Regions from separate parts of the Mus musculus genome. Here region 2 is linked to region 1. Evidence: chromatin loops called from intact Hi-C (ENCODE). Cell type or tissue: gastrocnemius. All regions are shown on one strand. Links, peaks and the distances in the headings refer to the core of each region. The heading gives the core; the rest is flanking DNA.

Region 1 (5,697 bases), core at 306-5,305:
TTCTTAATTTTACAACCTACAACTGGCAATATAGGTGAATTTTGAGTGGTGAATTGCTCTCTATAATATTTAAATTCCCATTTCAATCTGGAGAAACAATATAAAATACATGTAAAATATTCCTTAATATGTTGAGGCAGGGGTAGGGTCTAATCTACCTCATTCAGAGGCCAGAACACTTGTCTGGCATGTGCAAGGTCTTATATTCCATCCGTGTGGGTGGGGGAGGGGCATACTGGAGCAGAGCTGAGGGTGGGATGGTGTGGGAGCAACAAGGTCACACCATAAGTCCCCAACCCGCACCTCAAAATACTACTATTTTCAGACATGAACTCACTAATACATTAAATTCTTGAAAGGTGGCAACTAAGATCGACCTTGGCTATTTTTATCAAGCGTACATAATCTAAGTAACATTACCCCTTTGGATTATCTAGCACTTGGTTGTGACCATTTGCCAAATAGGTTGGCTAAATGGTCAAGCAAGACAATTCAAACTAGCTGAAGCAAGGCAACACTGCTAACAGAGATTTGGCTTCATGCTCTCACTTCTCAGTGCCCACAGGCAAATTTCTCTTCTGCCCAATTGTGGTTTTCCCAAACTTTTCCCTTGCTCCCAAACCGGCAATCAATTAAGGAGGCATGATTTCTGACAGTACATACATTTTAAAATAGGGACAGGTCAAAGCAAACAGACCTACAATTGGAAGAACTGTAAAATCAATGCCTGTAAACAAACAAACAATAAATCTTTTTTTATACTCTTTTGTCTACCATTTTTGCCCCTAAGGAACACAAGAAACTAAAATTTTTTTTTAAATATAAAGAACTGCTAAACAATTCTGATGCACACTGTATCAAATGTTACCAGGCTAAGAGGATCTTATTTGATTATGAGGTTAAAAAGTTACAAACTGTCCTTAACATGAATAATCATTAAGTTGGTTCCCATCCCTGGCCTTTTCAAATAAATACCTCAACAAGCAAACTTCAACACGCTGGTACCACAAAGAGAACCCAGTAGTTAAAAGTAACTCCAAACTATCTACAATAAATCTCAGGATGACTCAAAATCCTAGATCCAAGCTCAAGTGCGTGTCCTATCTTGTCTCTCAGCTCACTTTCCATCCCGACTTGTGCGGGAGTAAGGCAGAGGCCACCCACACACAACCTAAGTAGATCTCAGGTCTCCCAAACATGCCCATTTCCGGTTTTAGTCTCTCCAGAAACCTAATCCAATTAACTCTAATGAGCCAATAGCTAATAAAATAACTCCTAAATTAAAATTTCAGTTTATGACGGCCGCTAGAACTTAAGGGGTTACTAAGAGTGTCGATGAAACTTGCAAACATGGGTCCATTTTTTGGAGATAATTACTCTTTCAAATCACAAGGTCTACTAAGCCTTTCTTGTGTGCAGAGGCCCTCCGGGGTAATAAGACCGGAAGTCGGGGCAGGTATTGTTGATACAGTAAAACAAAACAAAGCTTCCCCCCTCCCAGCACACAAACAAACAAACAAACAAACAAAAAACCCCATAACCTCAAAAACAACTTCCCGAGAGCACGCTCACCCCACCCTCATCACGAGCCCCGAGAGAGGAGGGCGGGCGGCCAGGGTGAGAGTCCTGGGGAAAGGTCGGAGACAGGGCAGCGCCGCGCGGCTTGCGGCCTGCAAGCCCGAGCCTGCAGGTGGGGCGTGCGGGAGGCGCCGCGGGGCCCGCGTTTACCTGCGGCGAAGTGGAGCGGGGTGGACTTCCTGCCCGCCGTGTCGCGGCTGTTCACCTTCTCGGGCGTCACCAGCCTCTTGACTCGCTCCACGTCCCCGTTGCGGCAAGCCTCGAACAGCTCGCGGGCGGACGGCTCCACGGCCTCGGCCCCGGCGCTCGCGCAGGCCGCGCCCCCGCCGGCGCAGCGGCGGCCAGACATGATCCGGGCCGCCGCCGCCGCCGCCAGCAGCAGCGCCAGCAAAGGCAGCAGGAGCCCGGGCCCCGCGAGCAGGAGGGCGAGGCCCCCCGCAGGAGACGCGCTCAGGGCCCGGGCCGCTCCGCTCCCCGCTGTCACCAGAGTCGGCACGGTCCCATGGCCGCGTCGCCGCGCGCCCCCGGCTCGGCTCCGTGAGCCCCGGCTGCCCCACCGCGGTGGAGGCAGCGCGAACCCGCTCGCCGAGCCCCGAAGCGACGCGACGGCGGAAGCGGCCGAGACCACTCCTGCCAGCTCGGTCGGGTCCTGGGAGCGCGCGTGACGTCGGCTCGCGCGTGCGCAGTGGCTGCTCTCCGGCCGGGCCAGTTTGGGCAAGCGGGGCCGCGCGGAGGGGTTTGTGGGAAATGTGCAGGGAGAGCCTTTGGCTGCGGAAAGAGAAGGGGCTTCGGCCCACCGCCATCTTTACAGAGCCTCTGCTAAAAACGAGAGGTCTTGCTGCCTTTTCTTTTATTAAAGCCTACACTTCTCGAGACGAGTTTCATTGCTCAGACACCGAAGACGAATCTTGGGAAGTTTTGTTCTGATTATGCATTTTCTTGTGCAAGTTTTAGCGTGAAAATCTCTGCAGTGTTGCTTCCGTACCTTCCCCCTGGGAGATTTCTCACCCCTTCCCCCTCCTGCCTTCTTTACAGTGTCTCTTCCCTTAACTCTCCGCATCTGCTTTTGTTTTTCTTATAAGCGTTTTCTCAGAAATGAATCCGTTACGCTTACTGAGAAGTTTGGATGAGCGGCCCCCAGATAAATCAAGAAAGCGAAGAAAGTTCATCTCAATTCTAAAGCAACAATTGGGGGGTGGGGTGGCTGTGATTAGCTCCGCTTCCCATAGTAAATTATTAGCTCAGCGCTGACGAGGATCTATACATAAATCAGCATTGCACCGGATGTGGTCGAGGTGCTGATACAAAGCATACACATCAAAGTTTTCCGAAGTTTCTCTCTCTCTCTCTCTGATCAAAGAATACAAGTGCACAATTCATTTTCGTGTTTATTGTGTTTTATTAAAAAAAAAAAAACAACAACAACAAGGATGTGTTTTGTAGAGCCAGGTCTGGTAAGGTGGGAAGGATTCCTGGGCAGGCCCATGCTGAAACATCCCTTTCTTACCCCTGAGGTACCAGCCATACGGGTGTAGTGTAGAATCGAGTTTATTTAGGGCATGGGAAGGGGAGTAGAGAAGAGAGTAGAGGCAGAGAAGGACAGAGGAAGAGAGAAAAAGAAGAGAGGCCGGCCAGGAACACGTGGAGAGAGACGGGGGAGGGGGGATGGGAGAGAGGGAGAAAGGGGTTAGGAGAAGAGTCTGAGAGAGAAGGGGGACAAACAGCCAGGCCTACCTGGCTGTTGCCAGGTAACTGTTGGGCGGAGCCTGGAAAGAATGTTAGCTGTGTTTAAGGTAGTAGTGACATCTTGTTTCAGGAACCCGAAAGAAAGGAATACAGAGATTTTGCTTGCAAGAAAGTGCTGACTTTTGGCACGCTGACAAGCATTTCCCCTGTGAATTACTTAACCTGTTTTTCAGGAAATCCAGTTTTTGTTAGGGAGCGTTGACTCACTTCTGTGGGAGAAAAGCAGGGACACTTCTTGAGCATTTTAGTAAATGTACCTTCTTATATGTTTATTCCATTATGTTCTTAGACTACTTAGTGTAAATTTAAATTGATCCCTATTACTAAATAACTATTCATGAATATACCTAAGGATTAGAACCTTACTACTATGATTGTCTCATTTTTCTTCATTTCATCGACTTGCCAAATATATTCCCAATTTTTATAATTTTTTATTTAGTGATTTCTGCTTATGTATTTCCTCCCAATATGTGTATCTAAACAACATCATACAGCATCACTTACTCACTGATCTATCTCCTCAACCCTAACTGTTTTTGTTTTTTTCTTTTTTTCTTTTTCGAGACAGGGTTTCTCTGTGTAGCCCTGGCTGTCCTGGAACTCACTCTGTAGACCAGGCTGGCCTTGAACTCAGAAATCTGTCTGCCTCTGCCTCCCAAGTGCTGGGATTAAAGGCGTACAACACCACAGCCCAGCCTAACTTGTTTTTAAAACACTTGATTACTAGAGAAATGAAGTTAACAAAGAAACCATATTAGGATGGCTGTTCTAAAAGCAAACAAACAGCAAACAACAAATGTTGGTGAGATGGACAAATTAGAATCGTTTTGGCACTCTTAATGTGATCATAAAATGTGTATTATTACAGGAAACACTTGGTAGTTCCTTACAAAACTAAACATTGGGACTGGAGAGATGGTCTAGTGGTTCAGGGCACTGTTTTACTTAGGACCTGAGTTCAATTCCCAGCAGCTACAAGGTGGTGCACAATCATATAGCACCAATCCTGGTATCTGTGGCCCTCAGCAGGCACAAACATGGTGCAGACAAAACACCCAACATAAAATTAATTAAAAATTAATTAATTAAAAATTTCAACATAAAGCTACCATCTTCTCTACTTCTGGGTAGATATAGTCAAATAGTTTGAAACCAGGATCTCAAATCGTTCTGCAATCGTGTTCATAATACAATCCTCACAAAAGCAAAGAGTTATAAACAATCCAATTGTTCCATGAATGGATGACTATGAAATGTGATGAATGCATATCAAGGAAGAACATTCAGGCTTCAGGAAAGAAGGAATCTTATCTTGTGCCCCAACATAGGTGATTACTGAGGGCATAATGTTAAGTAAGAGAAGCCAGCTTACAAAGACAAAACGGGTTCACTTGTATTCCTGCAGAGAGCTGCCTTAGCAAAACACCACAAAATAGATGTTTTAAATTCCTTTAAAAAAAAAAAAGTGGGGCGTGGTGGGGTGCACGCCTTTAATCCCAGCACTCGGGAGGCAGAGGCAGGTGGATTTCTGAGCTCGAGGCCAGCCTGGTCCACAAAGTGAGTTCTAGGACAGCCAGTGCTACACAGAGAAACCCTGTCTCGAAAAACCAAAAAAAAAAAAAAAAGAACAATATGAACTAACCAGTAGCTCGTGTCTCTAGCTGCTATGTAGCAGAAGATGGCCTAGTTGGCCATCATTGGGAAGAGAGGCCCCTTGGTCTTGCAAACTTTATATGCCCCAGGGCCAAGAAGTGAGAGTGGGAGGGTAGGAGAGCAGGGGGCGGGGGGTGGGGTGTGTATGGGGGGACTTTTTGGATAGCATTTGAAATGTAAATGAAGAAAATACCTAATAGAAAATTGGAAAAAAGAAAAAAGAAAAACGAAAAAAAAAAGTTAGATCAAGATGTTGGTTGGTGTTTTGGTTTCCTCAAAACCCTTTTCCTTGGCTTATAGATGGCTACCTCCTCACTGTACCTCACTCGATCTTTCCACTACATGCACATCTTGTTTCTTTAGTAAAATTAAGCTAGATAAGCTAGCTGGGAGATAGCCCAAGCTAAAGACCTAGGCTTTTTATAATTATTAATAAGTCATCTCTTACTCTTGCCTTCTTGCTCCCACTCTGTCCTCTCACCCCTTCCCCACCCCACGCCCTATTCCCCTCTCCCCTCTCTTTCCACGTGCTCATGATTGGCTGCTTCTTCTTCTTCTTCTTCTTCTTCCTCTTCTTCTTCTTCTTCTTCTTCCTCTTCCTCCTCCTCCCTCTTCTTCCTCTTCCTCTTCTTCTTCCTCTTTCTCTCTCTCTCTCTCCTCACATCCCCCCTTTCTCTGTGTCTACTACCTTCTCAACTCCCCTCCCATGCCCTGAAT
Region 2 (5,697 bases), core at 482-5,481, 59 kb before region 1:
TTGCCATCTCTCCAGCCCCCTATATTACTGTTTTTTTTGGTAGTCAACCTCTTAGGAAACCGGTTTACTTCTATCACTAGTTGTAGCCTTGCTATGTTGTTACTGCTGTAGTGTCTTTAGCTACTGCTCCCTCCATGTAATGTTGAGACTTTAGAAGGAATGAAGGGCTGGGAAGATGGCTTAGTGGTGCTTGCTGCACAAACAGGAGAACTTGAGTTCAAATCCCCAGCATCTATTTGCAAAGCTCACGGGGCTAAGTAATGTGTAATGAAATAACACACCACTGCATGTTCAGAGCTTGTATGAGACAGGACTGTCTCCCTTATTTTTCTGATTCTCAAAGTAGATCAGTTCCCAGCAGCAGCCATGCCCCACCCACATAAATCCCTGGCAATAGTACATGCCAAGTGCTATCAATCCCTGTTAACCCCGAATTCTTCTTGAGGCTAGGAATGACAGTCACCACTGGTAAAATTAGGTGCCATAATCTTCCTACCTTGTGTTCCTTCTGTTCTGAGGGAAATGAAGGGTTGAGCTGCCTTTTAGTTTCTCAGAGCTTTGGTTTCTTTATGCATATGGGTGCATTGCCTGTGTGTATGCCCACATAACACTTGCTAGGCATAGGTAATCTTAGCATCAAGGAGGCTGAGGTATAACTGAATTTGAGAGCAGCCTGGGTTAAAAACCCAAAACATGTAACCCAGTAAATATGTGACAGGGACGGGTGCTCGTCTGCATGTATACGTGAAAGACAGCAAACCGAGTCAGGTTCCCCTCATTCAGACGCTGGTTCTTAGACTTAAAGTACTTTCTGATTTTCAAGACTTGGTTTCTCTGTGTCTTCCCTAGAACTTGTTTTGTAGACAAGGCCAGGCTGTCCTTGAACTCAAGAGGTCCACATGCCTCTGCCTCCTGGGTGCTTAGATTAAAGGTGTGCACCACACCTGACTCAAATTACAATTTCTAGTCTGTTGCAAATCAGTAATTTTATAAAAGAAATTTCAAGCCCATTAGCAGACCTTACTTTTGTGTAGACTGCTCTGGGATATGCTGGTACCCCTTTCTGAGGGCTCCCTGCATATCTGTGTTATGGGAATGGCAACTATAAGTGACTAAATGGAGAGGACACATAGAAGTCATCCAAGATGGTAACTACTTCAGGCCACAACCCACATGAGCCAGGAAACACAGGGTGTGTACAGGGACTGGGAGATAGTGAAGGGCAGTCCTCTCGTCCTTCCTAACAGTTCTTGTGAGGGGAACCACTGCTGTCTGGGCAGGTCAGGAAGCGTGGTGGTTGAAAAGGAATGGACCCCACAGACTCCTGTGTTTGAGTGCTTAGCCCACAGGGAACGGCACTATTAGCAGGTGTAGCCTTGCTGAAGTAGTTTGTCGTTGGAGGAAGTATGTCACCGTGGAGGCAGGCTTTGATGTCTCATATATGCTCAAGCCATCCCAGTGGGACAGTCTCTCCTTGCTGCCTGCCTGCCAAGAACTCTTAGCTCCTGCAGCAAGCTGGCCTGCATGCTTCTCATGATGATGATGGGCTAAACCTCTGAAACCATTAAGCCAGACCCAATTAAATGTGTTCCTTTATAAGAGTTGCTACCATCATATTGCTTCATCACAGCAATGAAACTCTAAGACAGAGGTAAAGGCACAATCAAGAGAACTATTAGTTAATAGCTTTGGGAAGTTTATTTGCATGTTTTCTTGCCTCAATCTTCAAACAACTGGATCACATCATACGTGGGCATGCACGCTCAGCAAACAGCAAGCAAACACTTCAGTATCATCTTAAAAGAAGCAGGAAGATAAAGCAGTTTATGTAGACTTCAAAGTGATACTTAGGGATACTTGTACCATCACTCTCTTCTTATGGAACACTGAAGACTAATTACAGACATGTCATTAGCATATGGAAATATAAAATACACTACTTTTTTTTCCTTTTAGAGAAAAAATATGACTAACTGGGATTTGGAAACTTATCAAGAATGTTTTTATGACATAGAAAACAAAAATATATTTCTCTTTGTAAGTTAAGCAGACTGATTTTCGTGAATGAATTTTAAGGACTACCAAAGTCATACTGGATGGTGTGGACGCCAAACACATCTTACCTTCATCATGAAGCATCTGAGCAAGTATGGCCACCACATTCTACATCTTACATTTATGCTGCACCCTGTCACGATTAGACTCAAAACTACACTGTTCTCTTGCAATTACGATTTACTGTAATTTCAATGAATTACCATGCTACCCAGAAAACAAGTAAACAGTTTATTAAGAATTAAGTGAGGCATGGAATGTGATACAAGTAGACACTCAGATGGGCAGAACACTACACACACACACATACACAAATTAAATTTCACCTCAAAAAAAAATCACAAGGCAAAAGAAAAAGCAATTCCATTATTATAAAGGTATTTCATGCAAAGCACTAAACCACACCCCCAAACTCCCAGCTCCCAATAAACATTGCCATGCCAGCGTATTGACCACAATGGGAACACACATAAGCAATGGGTTAGGAGGTAACACGGGTCATAACCAGACCATGATTCTACATGAAAAACAATTCCAGATCCACACAGAGTAACATAGGCCAAACTTTGAAAAGTACGTAAATATAAACCCCACTAATTAACTTCATTATCTTTTAACTATAAAACCCAGAAGCTTACAGAACCTGAAAAATTTATATAAAATTTGGCATACTCCTTTTATGTTCAAGAAATGATTTTAGGATATTTGTAGTTAGCAGAGAGCTGTATAAAAGCATTTCTAGGTCAGGATTTGACCTCTTAACCCTTGACCACAATTCACATCTTAGGAACAACTCCAGACATACATTTCTCTTAACTCACAGGATGGGAAACTTAACTTTCAAGCAACTCTATGTACAAGATTCTATAAAGGACCAGGTAGGTAATTAAGAGACCAAATAAAATGTAAAACAAAGAGAAAGTGTACAGAGAGTGAAGAGGACATCCTCATTTACAAAAACTTAGGTGGATAAAAATCTCTCCTTGATTTCTGAGTGTACCGCCATGCAGTACGGCAGGTCTCTGTGCAATGCAAGATGCTAAGTGTAAGGCTTACATTAGAGAATAGTAAAAATAGCCTTTCATGGAAAGTAATTTCTTCCACAGCTGCCATACTGAACTTGAGCCTGTGACAGTGTTTTTCCAACTGGGCAGAATGCCTTGACAGAAGTAGGAAGCACTAGGCTTGCCCATTCCAGAGGCTGCCACAGACACAGACACTCACACCTATGGTTTTAGGTTGTATTTACTCATGATAAATACACTGGCTATAATATATCCATAAGATCAAGAAAAACTTAAATTTAAAAAACCTATCCATTTCCACTTGTTATTCCTCCGTTTTAGATTTAAGGTAATTAGACCTGATTGGGAAATTATCCACCATTGCCTTCCCCGTGTCCACTTACAGTTCACGATCAGAGCACTAAGAGTTCAGAAGCTGGGGCTTAGCATCTTCAAAACTTGAAGAGAGTTCTGCTCTGAGGTCGAGGACATCAGAGACCTCTCTAGAGCAAGACCCAGAGCTTAAGGCCATTGAAGATCTTCTCTAGCCACAAGTCCCCATCACGTCACACCAGAGCTCTCTGGGATGTGTGCCTTCTAGACACAAAGGCATCACCAATTAAATTCCAAGAGTATTCATAAAATTCTTAAATTAGAAAGATTTCTATTAATAGAGAAATGCTTCCATCAGTAAATTAAATTTGTTAAGTCAATGTTTCCCCACTAACTCTCTATTAGCAACCGAGCAGCCTCTGGAATCAAACGTAGCGATCAGTCAGGCGACGACAGATGAAACACGGATGAGCAACACATATGAAAATACTCTGTGAACCGCTGCAGCTCTAGAACAGTTTATAGTACAAAGCGATGTAAATAAATATCGGGCTAGTACAAAAGCTCTTATTTACATTTTACAAATGAAATTGTATTCAGTGTAAATGCTGTGTTTTAAAGAACACAGTACTGATTAGTAAAATGAGTTCTGTTGAGGGATTACCATTTTTGTTAGAACCAATGCACGACGTATAAAAGATTCAAGTTAACTGTTTATAATTTAGGACAGACAAACCCAGTTGAACCTGGAATGGCATCTGTTAAAGTGCTGAGAACAGGAAACACTCAGAAACACTGTACACTGTTAAAGCTTCATCAAGTCACAACGCTGGGCTTCGTTCACATTTTATCATTTGTGCCACAGGCCTGTAGTCAGCATGAATTGTTTTCCTGCCAAGGAGTGAAACTTAAGAGGCCGTCAGCTGCTTCAGGACATTTCGTCTGGGGGAACTGGTTTCAGCCATCAACCATACCTTCAGGCCTTACAATCTGGTAAGTAATTAGATATTCAGGATAAGCCTGGAAAAGAAAGATTAGTTCAAATGTTAGCAAGTGTGTTTTATTGTATGTCAAGATGGCCTTGAGTCCTACACAACCCAACCACTGTTCCCCGACTGACTCCTATCTTCCCAGTTCTCTTCCAACCCTCAGAAGCAGGTAGGTCTAGGGTGAGATGTAAATACATGTTTTTGTCTGTTATCAGTAACAGAGGGAATTCTGCCACATACTTTGACTTAGAATGCTGATTTACACTGGCTTTTTATTAGGTCTTTGTCAATTATTGCAGGAAAAATTACACATCATTGCTATATTTTACAGAAAAAAAAAAAAAAAAAGAAAAGAAAAAGATACAGATTTGACTGAAAACTGAATAGGTTAGATATATCAATGGTTCTTTTCTGATTTTGAAAATATTTTAAAAAATGATTTATTTAGTTTTATGTGTACTGGTGTTTTCCCTACATGTAAGTCTGTATGAGGGTGTTGGATCCCCTGGAACTGAAGTTAGACAGCCATGAGTTGCATGAGTAATCTAGAAGAGCACCCAGCGCTCCAGCCCGGTTTTGAGAATCTTATGACAAACATTTTGTTAACTTTCAAACCTGAAGTTACCCCCAACCCCCCCACCCACCCAAATTCAGTTAAGGTAACATGTCCTGTTCATGTAAGAGCCATGCACTGTCAAAGACAAACAAATGTAAGTGAATTACCTGTTCTCCTCTGTAAATAACATATTCAGCTAATGCTAGGCCATTTACACTGGGCCGGCCAGTGACCGAGTGATGGCCGGGAGGAGAATGTGCCATTTTCATTGCGCTGAACTGCAAGAAAGACTTTCCCAAGGTTACTCGACAAAACAGCAGCTGCCTAAAACATAAAAAGGAAAATTTTACCCTGGACACAGAAACCCAGAACAGCAAAGCTCTATGTTAATAACATATTTCTAGACAACATATTTCTAGTACTGTATTCCAATAACAGCTCAGGGGAAGTATGAGAACACTGCTTGTTTGTTTGTTTTTTGGTTTTTTGAGACAGGGTTGCTCTGTATAGCCCTGCTGTCCTGAAACTCACTTTTTAGACCAGGCTGGCCTCGAACTCAGAAATCCACCTGCCTCTGCCTCCTGAGTGCTGGGATTACAGGCGTGCACCACCACGCCCAGCTGAGAACACTGCTTATTACTAATAATCTCAACCACAGAAGGCAAGTAAAATTTAAGTATTCAATTTACAGAATTTGAAACATTGTAGCCTCCTAAATAGTATAGATTTGTGGCTCAAAATAGAAATGATAGTAATTCCT

Evidence for each region. Hi-C counts contacts between places; a loop is a spot of excess contacts. Peaks named below come from ENCODE experiments on the same cell type or tissue, not always from the same donor. Only the 100,000 strongest peaks of a DNase experiment are listed, where the experiment ranks them.
Region 2: it touches region 1 in a loop (1.9-fold over the local background); 6 of 42 quality-filtered maps call a loop at or near these places.

Annotation. Positions count from the first base shown.
Region 1 is chr19:36,830,768-36,836,464 of GRCm38, reverse strand. It overlaps Tnks2 (tankyrase, TRF1-interacting ankyrin-related ADP-ribose polymerase 2), which reads right to left and starts at 2,233. Exons shown (of 27, transcript NM_001163635.1): 1 at 1,729-2,233. The coding sequence starts at 1,927. In gastrocnemius, for the core only: no CTCF peak of the experiment used is centred there; DNase peaks (open chromatin) are centred at 2,262, 2,769 and 3,390; H3K4me3 peaks cover 3,184 bases; H3K27ac peaks cover 3,960 bases.
Region 2 is chr19:36,889,456-36,895,152 of GRCm38, reverse strand. Tnks2 (tankyrase, TRF1-interacting ankyrin-related ADP-ribose polymerase 2) reads right to left here. Exons shown (of 27, transcript NM_001163635.1): 26 at 5,105-5,261; 27 at 1,676-4,412. The coding sequence ends at 4,350. Among named protein-coding and RNA genes, the nearest start is that of Fgfbp3, 27 kb to the left of the region's middle. In gastrocnemius, for the core only: no CTCF peak of the experiment used is centred there; no DNase peak of the experiment used is centred there; H3K27ac peaks cover 2,275 bases.